Regions from separate parts of the Homo sapiens genome. Here region 2 is linked to region 1. A link is an interaction called in ENCODE POLR2A ChIA-PET data of the cell type or tissue named here. Cell type or tissue: PC-3. All regions are shown on one strand. Each heading gives the region's core, and the rest is flanking DNA. Links, peaks and the distances in the headings are about the cores only. Region 1 overlaps MECOM (MDS1 and EVI1 complex locus). Region 2 overlaps MECOM (MDS1 and EVI1 complex locus).

Evidence for each region. Peaks named below come from ENCODE experiments on the same cell type or tissue, not always from the same donor. Only the 100,000 strongest peaks of a DNase experiment are listed, where the experiment ranks them.
Region 2: POLR2A ChIA-PET joins it to region 1 with 5 read pairs; 2 of 35 experiments call an interaction of 5 or more read pairs at or near these places.

Annotation. Positions count from the first base shown.
Region 1 is chr3:169,640,572-169,651,219 of GRCh38, reverse strand. All of the region lies in intron 1 of MECOM (MDS1 and EVI1 complex locus), which reads left to right. Among named protein-coding and RNA genes, the nearest start is that of MECOM, 18 kb to the left of the region's middle. In PC-3, for the core only: no CTCF peak of the experiment used is centred there; no DNase peak of the experiment used is centred there.
Region 2 is chr3:169,528,561-169,539,208 of GRCh38, reverse strand. The region is part of intron 1 of MECOM (MDS1 and EVI1 complex locus); the gene reads left to right. Among named protein-coding and RNA genes, the nearest start is that of MECOM-AS1, 86 kb to the right of the region's middle. In PC-3, for the core only: no CTCF peak of the experiment used is centred there; a DNase peak (open chromatin) is centred at 4,578.

The DNA of each region.
Region 1 (10,648 bases), core at 2,172-6,171:
AGGATTAAAACTTTCAGCAAAATTGGCATTTAAGGGACATACCTCAATGTACTAAAAGCATTATTTTATTGTGACAAACCCATGGCCAACATAACACTGAGTGGGGAAAAGTTGAAAGCATTCCGTCTGCAAACTGGAACAAGACAATGATGCCCACTCTCACCACTCCTCTTCAACACAGTACTGGAAGTCCTAGTCAGAGCAATCAGACAAGAGAAAGAAATAAAGGGCTTTTTCTTTTTTTAAACTTAATATACCTTGGATTTTTGTCTGTATGTATCAATCTAAACCATTCTTTTTAAAGGCAGAAGATCCTCTATTGTTTAGATCTAACACATTTCATTGAACCAATTCCCTGTGGATGACATTTGGGTAGTGTCCAGTTTTCAGAACAAAACAGACAGAGAAGTTCCCCAAACCAGGACCCAAAGGAATATGAAAGTAAAGTCTGCAATTAAAGGAAGCTCACAGTTCAGGGTGAAGTGTGCTGGCCTCTGAGACACGGTCACAGCAGGGTTTTGGGAAGGTCATAGAGGGTTGCTTCACTGTCAGGGCAGATCAGATTTCCAAGCATCTTTGGCTTCTGGAGGATCAAGGGTCTAAAACCAGAGCTAAGGTATATCTTTCTAAAATCCACTGTGATATATCTGTGCTATTTCAAGCTTACAGGATTATTCCAGGTCTTATATTATGCCCCATTTCTATTTCTTCCTGCTGCTTGGAACAGGCTGTAGCTGAAATCAATCCATGTAGCCCAAACTGGGTAAGGATAAGTAAGTTGTCAGAGTTTCAGGCCTCAAGGCTTTTTTGTTGTTGTTAAGTGATTTCCTTGTTTGTGTGGGACATTATTATCATACTGCCTTATCCTGTACATGTACCTAAAGCCAACTGATGCTACTAGACCCACCAAAACTTTTTTGATGTTCTTTAAAAAATTACCCACAATAATTTCTAGCTTATGAATTATGAAGACCATTTTTATAGAAAAATGTTTTTCACTGGGTAATCAGACTATGGGAAAATTTTTATAATGGAAACTATCTTTTACTTTTAACTATAGCATAAAAAATATGACAGTATAGTGTTACACACTAAAGCCCATCAGATGCAAAATTCCAGTTTTTGATTATAAGTTATAAACCAGGATAGAGAGACTTCTGAAAAGTGGTTTTCTTTGGCAATGATGTTGTTGATTAAATATAAAAAATTCAGAAAAAATTAGTTCAGCCCATTCCTTTACACAGAAGGTTACAAAAATGGAATAACTGGGTTTTGGTTCTACTGGCAAGAACTATTTTGCTTATTAAAACTCATTGGATTATATCAGATTGCAAACATATTGGACATTTTAGATTGGATTTGAAAAGGTACCATTCAAGGAATTAAAATTATTCATATAAATCTTTAAGGGATTAATTTACTTTGCAATTTTAATTCCTTAGAGCACAATATTTGTTTCAAATGCGTACTTTTTTGGTGTGGATGTTTACTGGTTGTTCCATGAGGGCATTACTCTATTAACATTTTTCAAAGTATATTTTAAGTTAGATCAATCAAATTGAATTAATGAATAGTTATCAAGTACCTAGCATATGTAAGGCATGATGAATTAAATCCTATAAACACTCAATTTCCTGAAAATATTGAACACCGACATTTGACAGACATACATATACCCCTGAAAATGATTTATTAACAGGGACAAAGATATCCATGACTACAAACTGGTTTTGTGAGCTTGGAATACTGAATCCTAAGCCTGTCTCTTCTCCAGATATTTTGTTTTCCTATTTTTTTTTTTTTTTTTTTTGAGATGGAGTTTCGCTCTTGCCGCCCAGGCTGGAGTGCAATGGCGTGATCTTGGCTCACTGCAACCTCCGCCTCCTGGGTTCAAGCGATTCTCTTGCCTCAGCCTCTGGAGTAGCTGAGACAGGGTTTCACCATGGTGCCCAGGCTGGTCTCGAACTTGTGCGCTCAAATGATCTGCAAGCCTCAGCCTCCCAAAGTGCTGGGATTACAGGAGTGAGCCACTGTGTCAGCCTGATGTTTTCCTGGAAAGTCTGCCTATCACATTTGTCTGTTGTTAGGGAAATGCTGATTGCAATAACTGAGTAAGATGTAGGATGTATTTACATAGCCCATAAACACTTTATAGAAATACAAGCCTTGGGTCTGCAGATGGGCAAATTACTCCTTCCATGCTCACAGTTTTTGCGTATTTTATCCTTTGTGCAGTTAGAGCAAACTTTCCCATCACAGTTCAAGAACAAGTTCTCTTTAAAGGATCTCATTCCTCCAGCTTCTTGCCACTTACAAGAGCACCACTGTCTGAGAGCAAAGATCTGATTAAAATGCCCAAACTGAAGTCTCCATGGTTTCCAAAGGTGTGTCTTTCTGCTAGGTTCAATTTTTATCCAGTAGAAGATAGTGCTACCCCCAAATTGACATAAACTCACAGAAGTGGCTTGTCTTTCAGGCTGGCATGTGATTTTCTTGTTCATGAAACAGAAATAAGAATAAAAAGCGCTGCCTTCTCTTCCAACTGTCTTTGCCAACCATCTTGCTGAGCTATGTGTATGCATCCAAGCCAATGTTCCAGCCACTAGGCTTGGCACAGAAATCAGTGCATTGAACATCTTTACTTTTGGGCACAGTCTGAAATTCTAAGCAAAATTCCCCATTTGCCTAAATGCTTAAGATGCGAGTGATTTACGTATTCTGTTGATAATGATGCAGTATTAAAATACCAGCAGAGACCGTGGTTTGACCCATGAAGCAGCATTGTATCATATATATTTTTTTGACCTAAAAATACTGGGTAGATGGATCATTAGAGGATGGGAAATGTCAAGGTAAAGAGCATTATATGTCTAGGGTTTTCAAAGTGCCTCATGGTCTGTATATCAGATCTCTCTTCCTGCCCTCAAGTTATGGTAATATCAGTCACCAAGGTTTTATCTTCAAGAAGACAAAATACTCTGATACCTAATACAGCATAATGAGCTCCATCTTAGTTAACCTTCCAAGTGAATCCTTGGCATTGGCCAGGACTTGTAGAATGTGACATTTGTTTCCTTCTACTGCTTCTGGAGTAATTTACCTAACCATGTCATAACATGTCATTATGAAGCTTGTTAATTACTAATAACTTTCCTAAGAGGAAAATGCTCTCTGTGGTGTTTTGAGCCCTCCCTGCCTTGAAGATAGGGACTTGTTTTTTTTCTTAGGCGTGATCATCTCAAAACTTCAGTATATTTTGGGTACCGTAAACATGTTTTCTGGCGGATAATGCTGGCTGGGACGTCAGGATGTAGGGGTTTGAGTCTCAAGTTTGCTACTCATCAGTATGGTATCCTTCTGCAGGGCATTAACCCTCTGAGCCTCAGTGTCCTCAAGCGTAAGAGAGGAACAATAACTACCTCTGTTTGGCTTCTTCCAGACCAGCAATGCTAACATAAGATGACATATGTATAAGCTTTTATCAGCTGCAAAAAGCTGTGTAAACTTAACACACACAGAATTTCTTATTAGAAACTCTAGAAATTATAGAATATTAAAAATGCTAAGAGGGTATTAAGAATGTAGACTCTGGAACCACATTATTTAGGTTTTTCAGTTTTAATCCCTTAGAGCACAATATTTGTTCCAGATGCATATTTTTTTTTGGTGTGGATGTTTACAGGTTGTTCCATGAGGGCATTACTCTAGTTAACATTTTTCAAAGCATATTTTAAATTAGATGGCTTGGTTCTATCACTACCTAGCTGTGTGGGCATTGGCCAGCTATTTACTTCTCTGTGCCTGAATGTCATCATCTGTAAAATGGAGATAATTTATAACAGCAACAATAAGTAATAACGCCAGTCAAGGTTGTTGAGTGTTCATGCGTCACTGCAGTTAATCCTCACATCTCTATGAGGTGGATGATATTATTGTCTTAGCTTAGAGATGAGCGCTCTGGAGACATGTTTGTTCTTTGCTCCAGGCCTCTCAGCTTTAAGTACAGAGCCAGGATCCAAACCTTGATCTGCTTTACAATAAAGTCGAAGAACTTAATCTGAATGAATGCTCCACTGCCTTATTTTTTTAAATCCAGAAATAAAAGTAGAACACTACATTGCCTGGGCATTCCAAAGCTCATAAAACGTAATAAGATTTTGGAAAAAAGACACTTTAACTTAAAGAAATGATTTCATACAACTCTTAGTAAAGAGGAATTTTGCTGCAATTTAAAATGAGAAAGCTTCTTTTTATGACAGGGGCTGGTCATCCCTTCATCTTTCATTTTCTTCCTCAAGTTATCTGCATTGTGATTTTCTATTACGTTATGATTTTAGTTTTGTTTAGGGAGATCCAAATGTCTTGGTTGAATGAATGACTTAGGGATACGTCATTACTTCATTGCCTGACATCACAAGCTAATTATACCTTATCATTTACCAGTGAATAGATGGTGCTAGATTCAGATTTTCATTTCCTAAACAATGTATTGTGACAGTAAATATGCCCAAGCTCACCAGCATATTTTTAGGGCAAGGAAAGCTAGCTACAACTTTCTAATTTTTTTTTTTTGTACAATACTTGAGACCAAGTCTCGTTCACTTATCCTCAATTTTGTTTTAATATCCAAATGACTTGGGCCTGCAACAAAGTATTTCACTAGCTACTTAATTGAATAACCTGTAGAATTTAGATAAGGAAAGCCTAATGAGCTCTCAGATCTAGTTCTTTTTTAATTTTTTATTATTTATTTATTTATTATACTTTAAGTTCTAGGGTACCTGTGCACAACGTGCAGTTTTGTTACATATGTATACATCGGCCATGTTGGTGTGCTGCACCCTTTAACTCGTCATTTACATTAGGTATGTCTCCTAATGCTATCCCTCCCCCTCCCCCTCCCCCCACCCCATGACAGGCCCCGGTGTGTGATGTTCCCCTTCCTGTGTCCAAGTGTTCTCATTGTTCAATTCACACCTATGAGTGAGAACATGCGGTGTTTGGCACATGCACACGTATGTTTATTGCGGCACTATTCACAATAGCAAAGACTTGGAACCAACCCAAATGTCCATCAGTGATAGACTGGATTAAGAAAATGTGGTACATATACACCATGGAATACTATGCAGCCATAAAAAAGGATGAGTTCATGTCCTTTGTAGGGACATGGATGAAGCTGGAAGCCATCATTCTTTTTTTACTTTTAGGGAAAGAGCAGTGGACAAGTTAAGAGAAGAGACAGTGACTTTCAAATATGGCTGCATAGAATCACTTGGAATGCTTAAAAATACTAACCCCAATCCAATTAAATCAGAGTCTTTGGGGATGGGACTCAGGTAGTGGAGAGCAATGTGAGTCCCAGACATGAGAAACTGGGAAGCAGGAGGTCATTTTGATTAAACAATAGGGAGATAGCAGGGCTATTTCCAAATGCTACAATTGGGGGCTACTTCCAGCATTATATATATTTTCATATAGGGCTTCCTTTCAGTTTTTACAGGCATAGGGTTGTCTTTAAACTAGATAATGATCTTGCTTTCTGCCTATGATTTCTGGCCTTTGTAGCCGCAATAGATGAGAGATTTTCAATTGTGAAAGACCATTGGTGGGGAAACTTCATCAAAGAGAGTGGATGTTTGTGGAGAATCCAGAAGCTCTGATATCTTTTTGACCATTTTGATCTGGTGGCCATTTCTAAGGAGACAATAATGTTTCTTCAGATTAAACAACAAGGTAAACAATAGAAAAAAACCCCAGAATCAGCAGCTGTTTTATGAGGGAGGACTTTACTATTGCTAGCCACTTTTGTCTTTTGGTTTTCTAGAATTCCAGACATAAATGTTTCTGCCAACCTTCCCATGCAAAGGAAGCAATGGGAATTCTACAGAAGGTGTGCAGGGAAACCAGAAAAAAAAAATACATCTGTCTACTCAGAAATGTTAAAAAGCAGGATATTAGGTTTTAGGGTGGGATCGGGCTATATTTTAGGAAGTTTAGATGTTGAACGCCAGTAGCCCTTATGCTTGGTTGGTTTTAATCAATGCTATCAGTCACAGACTTCCATATACATGAAAATTCATTAAATAATCTCATTTGTTGTTGTTGGACAGCCTAGGTATGTTCAGTTGCACCTGAGTGTACATTTGGTCTGTGTTCCTAATGGTTCCGGAGGTTTAGTTGAGATCAGTGGGACGGACACAGAAACAGCCCCTGTTGAGAAACACAGTCATTTGTGTGTACTTATGCCGAAGAAGAATGGCTTTACTCAAAGAGAGGACTAAGTCAGTAAAGAGGCATGAGTGTGTATTTATAAAATGTGTGCAGGTGTATAACTTTGGACACCTGAAGGGCCCACACTCCTTCAGTTTAGTTTTAACTGCTTGTTTCAAAACTATTAATAATTTTGCACAAACCTCTGAGAGATTTCATTTGGATTTTGCAGTTTATTTCAATGCTGTTTAATCTAATTGCCCCTTTGTTTTGTTCCCCCAAAATGATCACTTGAGTTTTATAATTTTTAGAATTTCCTTTGAACCAACTGTAAAGGAATATGATGGTTCAATTGTTGAAAAGAGAGATTAAAGCCAGGTTTTTATGAGAATTTTGAGTTTTAAAATTATACTGCCAGTGTAAGATGAATATAAAATATAAAATGGTAGGGGCCGGGTGTGGTGGCTCACCCCTATAATCCCAGCACTTTGGGAGGGAGAGGCAGGTGGATCACCTGGGGTCAGGAGTTTGAGACCAGCCTGGCCAACATGGCAAAACTCTGTCTCTACTAAAAATACAAAAATTAGCCAGGCGTGGTGTCATGTGCCTGTAATTCCAGCTACTCAGGAGGCTGAGGAAAGAGAATCGCTTGAATCCAGGAGCCGGAGGTTGCAGTGAGCCAAGATTGTACCACTGCCCTCCAGCCTGGGCGACAGAGTGAGACCCTGTCTCAATAAATAAATAAATAAATAAATAAATAAATAAATAAACAAATAAATAAAATAAAATGCGAGGAACTGAACCAAGAGTAGAATTTTCTAGCCTCAGGAGTGGGGCTTCAGAATCATAACTATTTGAGATAATCTATGTATTTTAAGAGGATTATAAGTTATGGTGCAAGAGGAGTTTTGTAGCATACTATATGATAAACTAAAGAAAATAGAATGATTCTATTCTACAGTTGAGGCTTGAAATAAGGAAGATGAGGGTAAGTTTTTCTAGGCAATGCGTACGAGGGGGTGAAACTGGTAAGAGAATGCTGGCTTACCTATTTCTTAGCTGCTAGACTGCATACATTTGTTGCTATCAGAGGCAGTTTTGTGACTTGTTTTATGAGAGTTGAGTATCTCTAGTTGAGAGACATCTTTTTCACTACACAGAAATTATTCATTTCATTTTCACTGTGTTAAATAAAATAGTTTCTGCTATAGAGTGTTTACATACCATTGAGATAAAATAGGAAGCTGTATTCTAAAAGTTAGACCCAATATTCTGAACCCAGTGGAGATGAAGGCCCAAGGTCAGGCCAGAGTTGTCATGATGCCCTCAGTTAATGTTTTTGAAGCTTCCACTTGGTGAATGATTTTGGATGAAGGACTCTTTTTGTAATTTTATAAGTGACCTAATTCTCTCTTATGAAACTTATTTTGAGAGTAAGCAGAAGGAAATGGTAGTAATAACAAGATTGGTTTGTGCTCATTCACACTTTTCTGCCATTTGGATTCTGGGAGTGGTAGGGTGGGATACGGGATGGCAGAAGAAAGAATGTGGAAGAAAAACAGATGTGCAGCAGAAAGGGGATGTGCAAGGTGCAGCACATTTGGGGTACCTGTAAGAGGGTTTCTTTAGAAAACACAGTGCTAATAACTCAATATTTAAAGGCTCATATTTGGGGGTTCACATATTTCCATTAATAGTTATGTGAAAAGAAAATTTAGCAAAATCAGATTGATGACTGATGTAATTTAATTAGACTCCAGCCTCATAAATATGCAATGTTATTTGAATGAGGAGTTGAATTATTAGGCTCCCTGAGAAAAAAATGACAATCTGGTTTGCTTCAGAGTTTGTTGCAAACATTTCTGCCCTTGTATAAATGTGTAAAATGATTTGGTAATTTAAACACTAGAAGAAAGGCTAAATTTAATTGACCAGTTGCAGTAACCATTTGTAGATATTTTTTGCTCTCCTTTGCAGCCCTGACTCTCTTTTCCTCTTTTGTGATTGGGGATATTCCTTTCTTGAACCATGCCTTCTATAATAGCTTTGGGAGATGCTACTGGGTTTTCATTCTCCTGATAATTTCACGCTGCCTTAAATCCTTTGCATGGTGGCTTTACTAGCACATCCAGAACAAACTATTAAGACTTTATAATGATATTAAAATCATTCAGTTGGCCAAGGAGACTTACTGATTTTTTTTTTTTGATAGGTTGGCAGGATGAAGTAGGGGAAGGGAGCATGAGAGTACTTTCTATTTTTTTTTTTTAATTAACCTTTGTTTTGAATAAAACTCTGGCCAGGCTAAATACCTGAAGCTGTGTGAATTGATAAGCTCAATCTCCGAGATAATTTGGCAACTCAGTGTACTGGAGCCCTCTCCATAACCATGGTGACTCTCCGAGCAGTCAGATTTTTGCTCTTTTATCTTCTCTGAACTGCTCTTTACTTTTGGCCAAGATTCTTTCCTTTTCACTTTTTTTTTTTGTTGTTAGTTGGCTTAAGAACCTACCCTACAGTGGATGAATTTGCAGTTTTCTTTTCTTTTTTTTTTTTTTTTGAGATGGAGTCTCGCTCTGTTGCCCGGGCTGGAGGGCAGTGGCGCGATCTCGGCTCACAATTTGTAGTTTTCTTAATGTTTTATCAGTTACCCGACTATTTTAAAATCCCATTTCTAAATATTTTCCTTCTCTCTTGTCTTCCCTTCACATTTGAAATGGATAAAGCAGAAGTTTTGTTTTTCATGCCTACCTTCCCCAGTCACCATCTGCACCATCTCTGTATTCTTTCTCTTTTTAATTCCCTGCAAGTGTTGCACAGCTCTGTATTCTCTTTATGCCATTTTGTTAGATTCTTTGCTGAAATGAAATATATGATTAATAAATGGGAAGGCCTTTACTAGTGATTGATAACTACTCTTAGAAACACTGTCATTTGCAATTCATTAAATGCCTTATTTGCCATTTATATTTACTGAAAATTGATACTCTATGTATTAGTTCTTTCTCAATGACAGATCACTGGTAAATGTATCATTAAAAGAGAGCTTAATTCCAATTTGTCTTCATTTCTCCTTGAAATAATCTTACAGCTGTCATATGGACCTTCTTCTCCATTCCAATGCATTCCTCTTTGCCAGTGCCCACAATTGTTCTCTCTGATTTATGAATTCCTTTCCTTAGGGCAATATCATATTGTCAGAAGACCCAAATTCAAATTCTATCTCTGCCACTGGCTTTGAGACTTTGGACAGATAGTTAATAGACCCCAACCTCAGTTTTCTCATCTGTAAAGCGGGAATGAGAATATTTACTTCACAGAATTAGCGTGAGGTTCAAATGAGCTAATACATTGGAGAATGCTTTGTTAACTAAAAAATGGCATTTATATTGGTATTGAATTAGCCCACGTGGTCCTCTAGCTTCTTTGAATAGAACACTTATGATAATGCCCCATACTTGCAGGTTATAGATATATTACAAATAACAATTTGCAAGGAAAATAAAAAACTGGCCACAGATACGTAGTGAAACCCTCAATGAATAGCGTCAAATCTCTCCATTGCACAGAAGCCAGAGCCATCAGAGGGTGCAGGCTTATCAGTAAGGAGTTGGCTCAGTGGGGTTAAAGTCACAGAAGCGCTGACCTACCCAGATGTGTGGCTATGCAAATAGAGAACAGTCAGTATACTGACTAATTTTTCTTCAGCCGATCCTGTCCTGAGGTAACTCCAAGTGCTTTCCTACTTCTCACTGCTGTGCCTCCAGTCTATTCCTTTATACCTCAGCACCTGGCCTCCTGATTCCTTAATCTTGCTCTGTTCTGGGTTTTTCACCAAATGAAGCTTTCTTGATCACCAAACAGATTTCTTTCCATTTTCTGCCACCATCCTGTTTGCCTGAACTCCAATCTTAGGGTGGCCCTTAGCATGACAGGTGGCAATGTGAAAAGACTTCTGCCCTCCCAGTGCTGCCTCTTCCTGCCTATGGAGATCTAGAGTGTCACTGGTGGGGCTTCAGGTGGGTGGCCAAAGGCTTCATGCCCTCTGTGGGAGAATGCATTGACCCTTATCCCCCAGAATATCTGATTTCTTCACAAAGGCATGCACTGATTGGACAAGGGAGGGTGACATAACCTTGGAATCACCTCCTCATAATTTTGTTGAGTTCAGAGCCTGTCTCTCTTTCTGGCAAACCTTGATTTATGGGAGGCATAGGATTTAGGGGCAGAGCACATGTTTAAATCTGTGTCTACTACTTCGTAGCTCTGAGACCTTGGACATTGACATCACCTCTATAACACGGAGATGAGACCACCGACTTCATAAGGGTGTGGTGATGTTTCCATGACGTCATATTTGTACTGTGCTTAGCACTTTGAAATTCTCAGTAAAATCCTTTTCTTCAGTTCTATGACCTCTGTAAAGCTGCTACTG
Region 2 (10,648 bases), core at 2,133-6,132, 110 kb after region 1:
TTACTCAACAAATCCACCATGGAAGCCTTAGATCAAGTGAAGTTGCTAAAACCCATCTGCTAATATATTTAAAGAACAACGAGCTATTCTATATTTTCCTGGATAGTCTAGTTTCATATGTATATAGAAGAATAAATGAAGAGGTTGTTTCAGGTGCCCTCTATTTCTTTTTTTTTTTTGGAATCTATAAAATATTTATTTCAGTGAAAATGCAAATTCTGAAATAAATGTCTAATTTACAGGACTTGAGTCTTCTCTGTGTTATAAGTACATATATAGGACTTTCAAAGGAGGAGTGAAGGTACTTTTCCCTGATTATGAAATGTAAGAACTCTATTCTTCTCTTGCTTTGAACAAAATTTGAATAGGGCTCTTTTGGTGGGTGGCAAGAGAATATAGTTTCAAGCACCACCAACTGATTAATGTCACTGCACTCACCAGTAGTTAGTTACTCCTGACTTTAGATACAGAACTTCTTCAACATTACAAGAGAATCCTAGCCTCAACATCTACTCTGGGAGGAAGAAATCCATTGCTTTGTAGCTGAGTAAGCATAGGCTCTGAGAGGGATCATGATTTGCTAAATGTCACACAGCAGATTGTGATTCGAATTCAGTTGACAGAAGACTGTGATTTGAATTCAGATTGTGTTGTACTATAGTTTTTTTGAGATTTCAAAAATATTAAATATTACAGTCTCTGTTTTGCAAACTGAGGATAGGGAATTTGTAGTCACTTGCTTTCACTTAGTCATCAGTCAGAAGTGAATCTATGTCCCTCTAACCTGCCATTTATGAACAATAAAAGTGGGTGTGATATTTTAAGGGATTATCCAATGAATTAGTGTTGTCATAGTGTGGAGAGAATTTTGGGTTGTCACAAAAAAAGTATACCTTGGGCCCAATCCGAAGAAAGTAGGTGAATAATTAGGCAAAAATTGAACACACCAGTTAGAATAAAAGAGAAAGAAATTCGGCAGTAAGAGATTTTATCTGAAGTTTTATTTGACTGGAGGCAAGTTACAGCTATGTGATGGGGACAGAGAAGTGGCTGAATCTCAATAGAGAGTTGCCAAGAATAATGGCTTCCAGCACTGGCTGCACATTAGAATCAACTGGGGTGCTTTTAACCAGCACTGATGCCTAGACCCCATCTCAGACAAATTATGTCAGAATTTCTAAGGGTAGGACCCCAGGTATCATTATTTTTTTAAAAAATCCCCTCAGATAATGCAAATGTGAAGCCAGAGCCTCCAACAGGTTATACTTCTATAGAGTTTGGGGGTAATCGTTTTATAATTATAAAACTAATAGAAGTAGGTTTATAGGTTGTGAACAACCATGTTGTTAAATCCCAGTATTATCAACCCTGTCAGCCAAGCCTGGCCACCTTTGTACTCAAGTTTTATTTTTTTACTTTGTTTTTAAAGTAAAAGAAAAAGGCATTTGTGATAGGATTTGAATTCCTTGGGTAAGTTTTTTTTTTTTTTTAAATGTTCTGCTGCATGTACTATATCAGTATATCTAAGATACTCACTTTCTGGCCTGTTTTCCAGCACTGTATATTAAACCAGGGCTAAGGGGATGACCGTTAAAATTGTCCAGACCTGGAATACACTAACTTTAGCCTGTCAATTATAACATTGGCAGGTTTTGAGGGGGAACCTCACTAACAAAAACTTTTGTCAACAAAAACTACTTATGAGATTAGGGAGTTTCAGGATGAATCTACTTTTATGTCTCTGATTTCATTTATCTGGGCCGGTGTATAATCAGAGGATGTGTACGTTGAGGTTCAGGGAAATAAGGTAAAGTTGTTTGCTTTTGACCCATTCTGAAATAGCCACCCAATACATGGTAAAATACAAAGAGGAGCTTACTAGTAAGACATTTCTAATACTAATGGCTATGCTAGAGATACAGGCAGGGTTCCCCAGCATTCCACAGAATGAAACTATAACTGCAGGTACATTTGTGGGATGAGTAATGGAATCATACAGTCATTCCAGAGGCTGTCCCATGGGGAAATAATTCTTCTTGTTGGGTAAAGTTTGAACAGTTCTTTCACATTTTAGTATTGAAGTGTCCAGAAATATATGTGTGAAATGTCCTGCCCATAGGAATTATAAGGGGCTAAATGTTGGAAGATCCAGTGGAGAGGGTGTAGGCATGGGAATTACAAAGATCTGGATTAGAATTTTCATTTTGCCCCTCAGTAGTTGTGGGGCCTTGGGTGCTAGCAACAACTTCTCAGAGCTGCAGTTTCCCCATCTATAAAATAGGAATAAGAACAACAAAAATAATAGTAGCTTACTTTTAGGATTGTGAGATTGAAAAATAATGTTAGAAAAATCAATTACAGGCACATAGTTCCTGTATAAGGTAGTCACTCAAATTTGTGCCTGCTGCTACTATTTATTGTCATTATCCTCTAGATCATTTCTAGTTTGGTAAGTGTTAAAATTAAAAGGAGCTGAGGTCTTGAAGCATGAGGTTGGGCAAGGAGACCCTATCCATTGCAAGTGGCCAGTTAGATATCACAGAGCTTGAGTGTGGATTTTCCCCTTTGGAAGTTGTCCTGCTACTTTGTTTTTTAAACATCTGCTATCCTCAGAACTCTAGCTCCACTAATTTTTTTCTTTTTCTTTTTTTTTTGGAAAGAGGTCTTATGACCTAGCTAGGTGTCAGACATAGTAGCTTTGTTCCAGATTATAGGATTCAGTCTCAGGGTCTGCTTGTACTATTCAGGGTCTGCTGAATTAACGTCCAGAAAGAAAGAATAAGTTGACTATACCCCAGGTTATTAGTGGGAAGATGCCAATGCTGATCTTAAAGGAATACCAAAAAAAAAAAAAAAAAAAAGGAGAGACATTTAACAAACAGAGCTCCAAATCCACTAACTTTTACACCAGATATGGTCCTAATCCTAAAATAATACTATTTTGCTGTGTTTATCAAAGGCAAGACCAGTTCTAGCAACTCCTGACCTGGGTTTCACTAAAGAAGGTTGGGGTTTGTCCTACCTCTGGAAATTGCTGTCTGGTTTGTCTCAGGAAATCCCAGAAAGAGGACAGAACAAGGCAAGGCACAGAACAAGGTTCAGTGGTGGCTGAACCAGGACTCCTGTTATGGTACCAGAAGGTGGGTGATTCTAAACACATGGGCTGTTATTAAATGAAACAGTAGTGCATAGCACAGTCTGAACAGAGTGAGCACTGTATTAGTTGTTATTCTTAACATGATATTGGGCCTTCCATGTACTGGAAGGTAGTTTCTATATTTGACATATATGATCTCTTTTAATTCTCACAACAACCCTATTAGACACTGTTATCATGGGACCCAGAGAGGTTAAGTAACCCAAAAGTCACATAGTTACAGCTGTTGACAGTCTGCTTATTCTCCATTCATTTGCTCAATCAATATTTATTGAGTGCCTACGACATATCAGGCTCAGTTAGGAGCTGGGGATAAAGCAGTGACCAAAGCAGACACAGTTCCTTCTCCAGTGAGATTATAATCCAGATGGGATAGGCTATAAATAAAGGAAGAAGTTAACATATATCAGGTGGTGGTTAGTGCTGCTGAGAAAAATGAAGGAGGGGAGAGAGAAAAGGGGATGCCACAAGGCTAGGGTAGAGAGTTCTGTTTCATACAGTGGTAAAGGAAGGCCTTTGTGTTGAGTGCTTTGCTCTGGAACGACTTTAGGATGGGGAAGAGGCCCAGGTGGCACCTAGACATTTGAAAGTAAGGGCTGAGGCTGCATGTCTCTACCTATATTTTCTTTCATGTTTGCCTTTCATGGATTTTTTTTCTATGTATCTAGAATTAAATATAGAACTAGGGTGAAATATCCCTCAAAAATGGTATGGGAGCAACTATTAGAATGAATAGGACTCTTGGGGCCAATGGGATGGAATGTCTGTTTCTGGTCAAGAGGATTGATTTTGATACTGGAATAGAATATTCACATATATCTTCCCATTGCCTGACTCCAATGGGTGCCTAGGCTTTCGCATCAAGTGGGACTTGGTGAGGTGGGGATGTGGATGCATATTAGTTAAGGTACAGGCTGGCAGCGGCTTAGATAGAGGGAGGTAGGCAGTTCAGGGAAAGTTGGCCCAGGTTTCAGATCCCTCTGTCTGTGGCTTCTCCAGCTCCTGGAGAGTTGTTTCTGCGTTCACCAGCACCAAGTCCCTGTTCCTCCTTGAGTGAAAGAGAAAGGAAAGAACTGGGGACAACGACATTTCCCTTTCGGGACTAAATGGAGAGGTTGCCCATGCAACTTCCTCTCACAGCTGAAACTTGGTCACACTCCGAGGTAGCAGGTTCAGAGCACAGATTCTGGAGTCAGACCATTGGGGTTCACATCCCAGCTCATCCCAGCACATCCCACTTGTACAAGTGGTCTAGCCTTTTTGTTCCTCAGTTTCCTCCTCTGTAAAATAGGGATGGGGAGAATAGCACCTTGCTCATGGGATGAGGATTGCATGTGTTAGTTGGTAGAGGACCTAAGACAGTGGTTGGCAAATAGTAAGCACTACGAGTTTGCTCATTATGTAAATAATTGGCCATACCAGACTGCAGGAAAAACTGGAAATGCAGTTTCTACATGGGTAGCCAAGTGTCCTGTCAAATAAAAGTCAGTAGGGTTTTTTTTTAATAAAAGGAAGAATGGGGGGAGTGGATACAGGACAGTATGACCACATAATTTTTATCCAAAATGACACACTTATGACAGTGAAAGATGCCACTACCACTGATTACACTGGGATACTAAGCGTAAACAGGAACTGTCCTGGGAAAATCAGTATGTCTGGGTGCTTTATCCAGGGGGTTATTAGCTATCTCTACCAGAGCATATGTAATTGACCAATTTCCCAAATTTTTTATTTAAAAATCTTAGTCTGAAAAGTTGACTTCTATTTTTAGGAATGAGTAGAAGGACAGATGGAGGGGATGTTAAGTATTTTTCCTATTTGAATTCTACCACAAACTACGTGGCCTCTTGGAAAAGTATACAGATTAACAAAAGAAACCTTGGTTAAAAGAGGAAATACAAATCAATTTTTATAAGAAATTCATAGTGCATCTGCTGGGTGCAGGAGAGGAGGCAAAAAAACAGTGGAAGCACTCTAGGTATCTCTGGTAGAAAAACAGCTTTGATTGGTTTTTGATTTGCATTGGCAGGGAAACCTAAACGTTAGTCTTCAAAAATCAAACATTTCTCAGGTGTGAGCAACTTTACTTATTTCATCCCCATCTTTTACAATTTTCTTCAATATTGGTAAATAAAATGGATTACTATCAGGCTTTAAAAACTCTTCCTTTTGCCAAGTTATTCTGAAATAACTTCTTAGACTCTAAAGAAAATTAGCCTTGCTCTGGGACTTGGAGAGAGAGGAGCCTTCAGTAAGTAATAAATAACCTATCCAGGTTGGAAAGGGAGGTGACCACCTACAGCGTGAATCACAGGCAGAATTCAAAAACCTCTGTGAGGAACTTAACCCAGCCTGCATTTTCTTTTTCCTTCTCAGAGAACTAATAAGTCGTGTCAGATAAGAAGAAGCAAGTGAGAAATGAATATGAACTCCAGGCCCCCAACGACATAAGGAAATAAAAAAAAAAAAAAATCAGCACTGGGTCATTGATAAGAGGAAAAAATCATAGCCAACTGTGAAAATTCATCCTTTACCTTACACGTCCCCCTCCAAATAGACCCATGCATTTCAGCGAATGGTAAATAATGCTTAAAATGGCAGAAGCTAGAGTTGGGAAAATAAGAACCAGGTGTTGGAAAGAAGGAAAATCAAAAAGACCATACATTTTCCGTCAACAGTCCCCACCATAAATCGTAGCAATGCCACCATCACGACCTGGAGCCCGCAGGGAAGAGACTGTTGTAAAAATGATAAATCAGAATTACTACACACCAGGTCTTGATAAAACAAAGAAAGTTGATTCCGGGGTCTGATATATATCTATAATCACAGAGAAACAAAGCTTGATCAGTGAAGGGCCAAATGTGAGGAAACGTGAAGTTCAAAATCTGATGGCTGCTTAATATTCCAACCAAGCAGAACATTGGATAATACAGTGGAAATTGATGACTCAGTGGCATCGGCTGCAGCAAAATAGAGATATATTACAAATTTCTTCACAAGAATAGGGTGATATATATGCCAGTGCCTGTTCATCACATTTTTATGTATTCTTCATATCTAGAAACAAAAGAGGATATACTGTCTATACCACCTTCATAAAATAGGGTTAACGTATTTTCTGGGGTTTTGTTGTTGTTATTCCCTTTAAGAAGCAAAATCCATGATTCTCTTTCAGAAAAATGTCTATGTGTAAAAATGAGGTATTGCTGGTGCATCTCTTAAATGACTGTCCTAATTGCACTCCTGAAGGACTCTCAGATTCAGTATATTTGTGTGTGCATGTGGGGTAGGGCCGGGTGGGGAAGCAACTGAGGAGCCAGCGATGTAAAAATCACACTGAGGGCAACTTGGTGTTCGATTAAGCAGCTTCAATTAGATTCATGCTGGATTTCACAGAAGCAGTGGTCTAGGTGCTCCCAGGGATTTTCAGAGGCTATTTATAAGGCAGCATGTTCCCAGAAGTGGAGTTGGGAGGTCCTTCAGTCGGAAATTCTGAACGTCTTAATTATAAGGGGTCTTAGACAAAGTGCTCATCTAGCATGGAATCCTCTGACCCTGATAAGTCCATGAAGGAGTCAGGATTATGGGTCTTTGCTCTTCTATTTTCCTAGCTGGTATTGCTTGTTAGCAATTGACACCCAGTAGCTTAGCATCACCATTCTAGGTTAGAGATTTCTAGCCAGTGATTTCTATTTCAATGTCTGCATGACACCTTTGTCTGGCTTGAGAGTGGTGGTTCTCAAAGCGTGATCCCTGGGCCAGCAGCATCAGCATCAGCCTTACCCAAGTGAACTTGTTAGAAGTGCAGATTCTCAGGTTCCACCCCAGACACACTGAATCAGAAACTCTGAGCATGGGGCAGCTCACCAAACTGTTTTAACGAGCTCTCATGCATGTTAAAGTTTGGTAACACTGGTCTAGGGAAAGTGGGATAACAATTGCTAAGGGCCTCTATGTGATTTCCAAGCTAGGCTTGTGATGTTTATTGTTGTATAATCACACTTGAGCTTAGAAGTGATCAAACCACTTTAAGGATTAAAAAATTGGACTCAAAACTTTAGGAACTTGCCCAAGATGATGCATCCAGCGGAGTGGCTAAGTCAGGATTGTGAACCCAGATCCTTTTGATCTAAAACTTGTTATTTCTCCTATACCATGATGACCAGCTGTGGCTCCAAATCTGCTCCCAATTGGTACAAAAGGGAATCCAGTTGGTTCTGTAATGTTTTTAGAATTAATCCCTTCTTCAGAAGTAGATTAATAAAGCTATTTTTAGGCTTTACTGCTATACAGGCTTTATTTTCATGTGATTTAAGACTTGTAACCATTTGTGTGGAAGGGTTTGGACCCATGAGTAGTCATTAACTCTCCTGCTGAAGGTCAATTTTAGCAGAAAATGAGAGGTGGCAGATGTAGAATATTGGAGCGCACTTGTACCAGGAGTTAGGAGGCCTGGGTTCAGGTCTTTGTAGTTTGATGGCCATGTGACTAAGTCATTTAATTTCGCTGAGGTTCAATATTTTTCCATGTGTAAAATGGGGAAAAATGTCTTGCCTCTCTGATGAGGTTATGGAGAGGGTCATATGAGAGACAGTGGAAAAAGATATCTTGAAACTCCAGAGTATCCTTTAAATTTAGAGTTTTGTTACTGTTAATATAATGAGGAGACAAGGATTCAGGATAAAGTTATTCACCATCCTCAGTATCAGGGCTTCTCTTCCTCTGCATTGGTTTGTTTATGCTAGAGAGATCAGGAGCCTCATGAAACAGTTAAGTGTGTCTTTGGCAGATAAATTAATTGTATTCAGGAACAGTGCCAACCCTTATAAGTCATAATGGCACTGAGATAGTTTGGTATTGTGTATGATCAGGAAATATAGAACTGGTGAAGAGCTGTCAGGTTTGCAGGTGATGATGGTGGGAAGGTATGTCAGACCAGGGAGCTCTAAACTCTAGACAAAGGCTAATGATCAGGGATGGGACCCACACTAGAAAATAGGCAAAGGGTCTGTCTATCTGAAGTGCTGACAGCTAGGTGACATTTAGGTGTGGTAACCTGCAGGAGAGGCTCAGTCATGGCGAAATTCTACATCTTTGTCGTGCAGGCAAAACATGACTCCCTCTATTTGAAATCATTTTTTTTTTTTGCTGCTTATCTGAATTTTCAATAAATGGTAGGTAATATTTTTACTATTAAAACTATTACTATGAGTAAAGTACTGAGATAGGTATTACATGGACATTATACCATTTAACCTTTAGACTGACCTTGGCATTTTGGAGTTATTATTCTCATCACAGAGGAAGAACTGAGGCCCAAGATGGTTAATCAATTGCCAAGTCTATAGTCAGTAAGTAGCAGAACTGGGATTGAAACATTAGGCTGTCTACGCTCCTCCTCTCTCTCTCTACCCTGCTGACACCCCAGTGCGGCAGACACCCAAGTGGTTGCAGCTATAGAGACTAGATCCAAGCCCTGGTGCAGCTCTGAGGGTGGCTCTGAAGCTTCCTGGAATCTCATTTTTAGGGCTTCATAGGTGGCTGGGAGACTCCATAATTCCTCTTGGACCTGGTTGACCAGCTCTGTCAGTTCACCTCTCACCCCTCAAATCTATGCTCCACTTATACTAAATTGCTTTGCATCCCTCAAACACATAATGCGCTTTCATGACCCTGGCCAGTTGCTTTTTAAAGTGTAACCTGAGATCTACCTCCTTGTTAAAGATGCACACTCCAGGTCCTTGAGTTAGACCAAAAGAAAGAGAATCTGTGAGTAACACCCAGGAATTTGCAATTTAAGAAGTACCCCCAAGTGATTCATGTAAACATCAACTGGGAACCTCTGCTCAGCCTTATGTGCTGTGCTCCCTTCTTAGAAAGCCCTCCTTGCCTTTCTTTCTGTACTCCCTGCTTTTTCTACCACTTGAATAGCCTTAAGTGCTACCTTGGATGTCACCTGTTTTGTGAAATTTTCTAGGTTCTTCCCCAGCAGAGTTAGCAATCCCCATGTTTGTTCTTCATACCAATTTGTTTCTGCCTCTGCTATAACCCCTATCATATTGTACTGTACTTAAAATATGTATGTCCTTTTTTCTACTTTGAGTTATTTGAGAGCAGAGACTGTGTCCTATTTATTCTAATTCTTCTCTCCAGTGCCCAACACAGTGTCTGACATGGGGCAATATCCTCCAAATGGTTGCATGGAAGAAGATGAAGAGAAGGCAGGCCCAGTCCCAGAGGAACTTGGGTGCTGGACCAGTACAAAGCAGGGAATCTATTTACTTGCTTTGGGCATGCTGGGTCTTTATTCTAAGGGGTGAGGTTAGCACTCAGTTACTAAAACAAACGAACAAAGAAAAGTCATGAAAATCAGGCCCAGCTAGCACCTGGCTTAGGACTTTTCAAATTCTTCGTTGCTGTGATTTGGAATTGTTCTTAGATCTACAGGTGGATCTCATCCTTACTAACCAATTTTGAAATGCTGGGGAGTGGGGATGTCAAACTGGCTGTTACTTCAGCTTCTTTGTATTGGGCTTGTGGTGGTAAATGCTACAGGATATGGATATGGGAAGCCTTGGCAATTGTTAGCAAGCTAAACGGGAGAGTTGTTTCAAATGTGGAGATACCATCAAGCTATTTTCATGGATGCAGTTTGCTCTGGAAGAATAGGGGAAGGTCCCTCAATCAAATTGTTGATAGAAGATCAAAACTATTATTGTCCTGCTGGTTTTCATGACTCAAAACCTTTCAAGAAATGTATTTCTGGGTTTTAACCAAGGTTGCACAGCTGGTAGGAGTTCTGATGTGATAGTCCCTGGTGGATTGTGAGCTTATTAGACCCTGTGGCTTTGATTCTCTGGCAGCTCCTTCCTTTGACTGGGGCTAGGAGACCCAGCAGCTGAAGTGGTGTCTGGATTCAGGGAATGTCAATTGATTTTTTTTAAAGGCCTTATTTTTAATTTTTATTCAATCACTTTATTTCTAGAACCTCCCTTTTTTAAAAAACTGTGTTTGCCACATTATAAATTCTCCTACAGCAATTCAAATGGGAAAAAAGTGAGGTTTGGATTTTTAAAAAGTGTTTTTGTTTATTTAAGAGATGCTCTTAAAGATTATTTGTTGTTTTAGTCAAGTTCCAACAACGAATGTTAGAGGTACCAGAGAAAGCCATAGAATTCCCCTTCCTGGATAACTTGTTTCTGCTCTTGTTTGCCTGCAAATGTTTTAAGATTTTCCAGGGTGGTTGTTTCTATTTAAGGCACATCATCTGTGGAATTCTGAAACGCAAACCAGTTCTTTGAAAGTTTTGATAAATCTAACTTTTTAATAATAGGAGAGTTTCAAATGCCTTTACAGCCACTTGGCCATCTGTAAATAAATGAAGTTCAATGAAGAAAGTAGCATAAGGAAGCTGTTTCAGTTACTATTTCCATTTTATTCATTCACATCATCAGATTTCAAGATGACAAATATGGAAAGAATGTG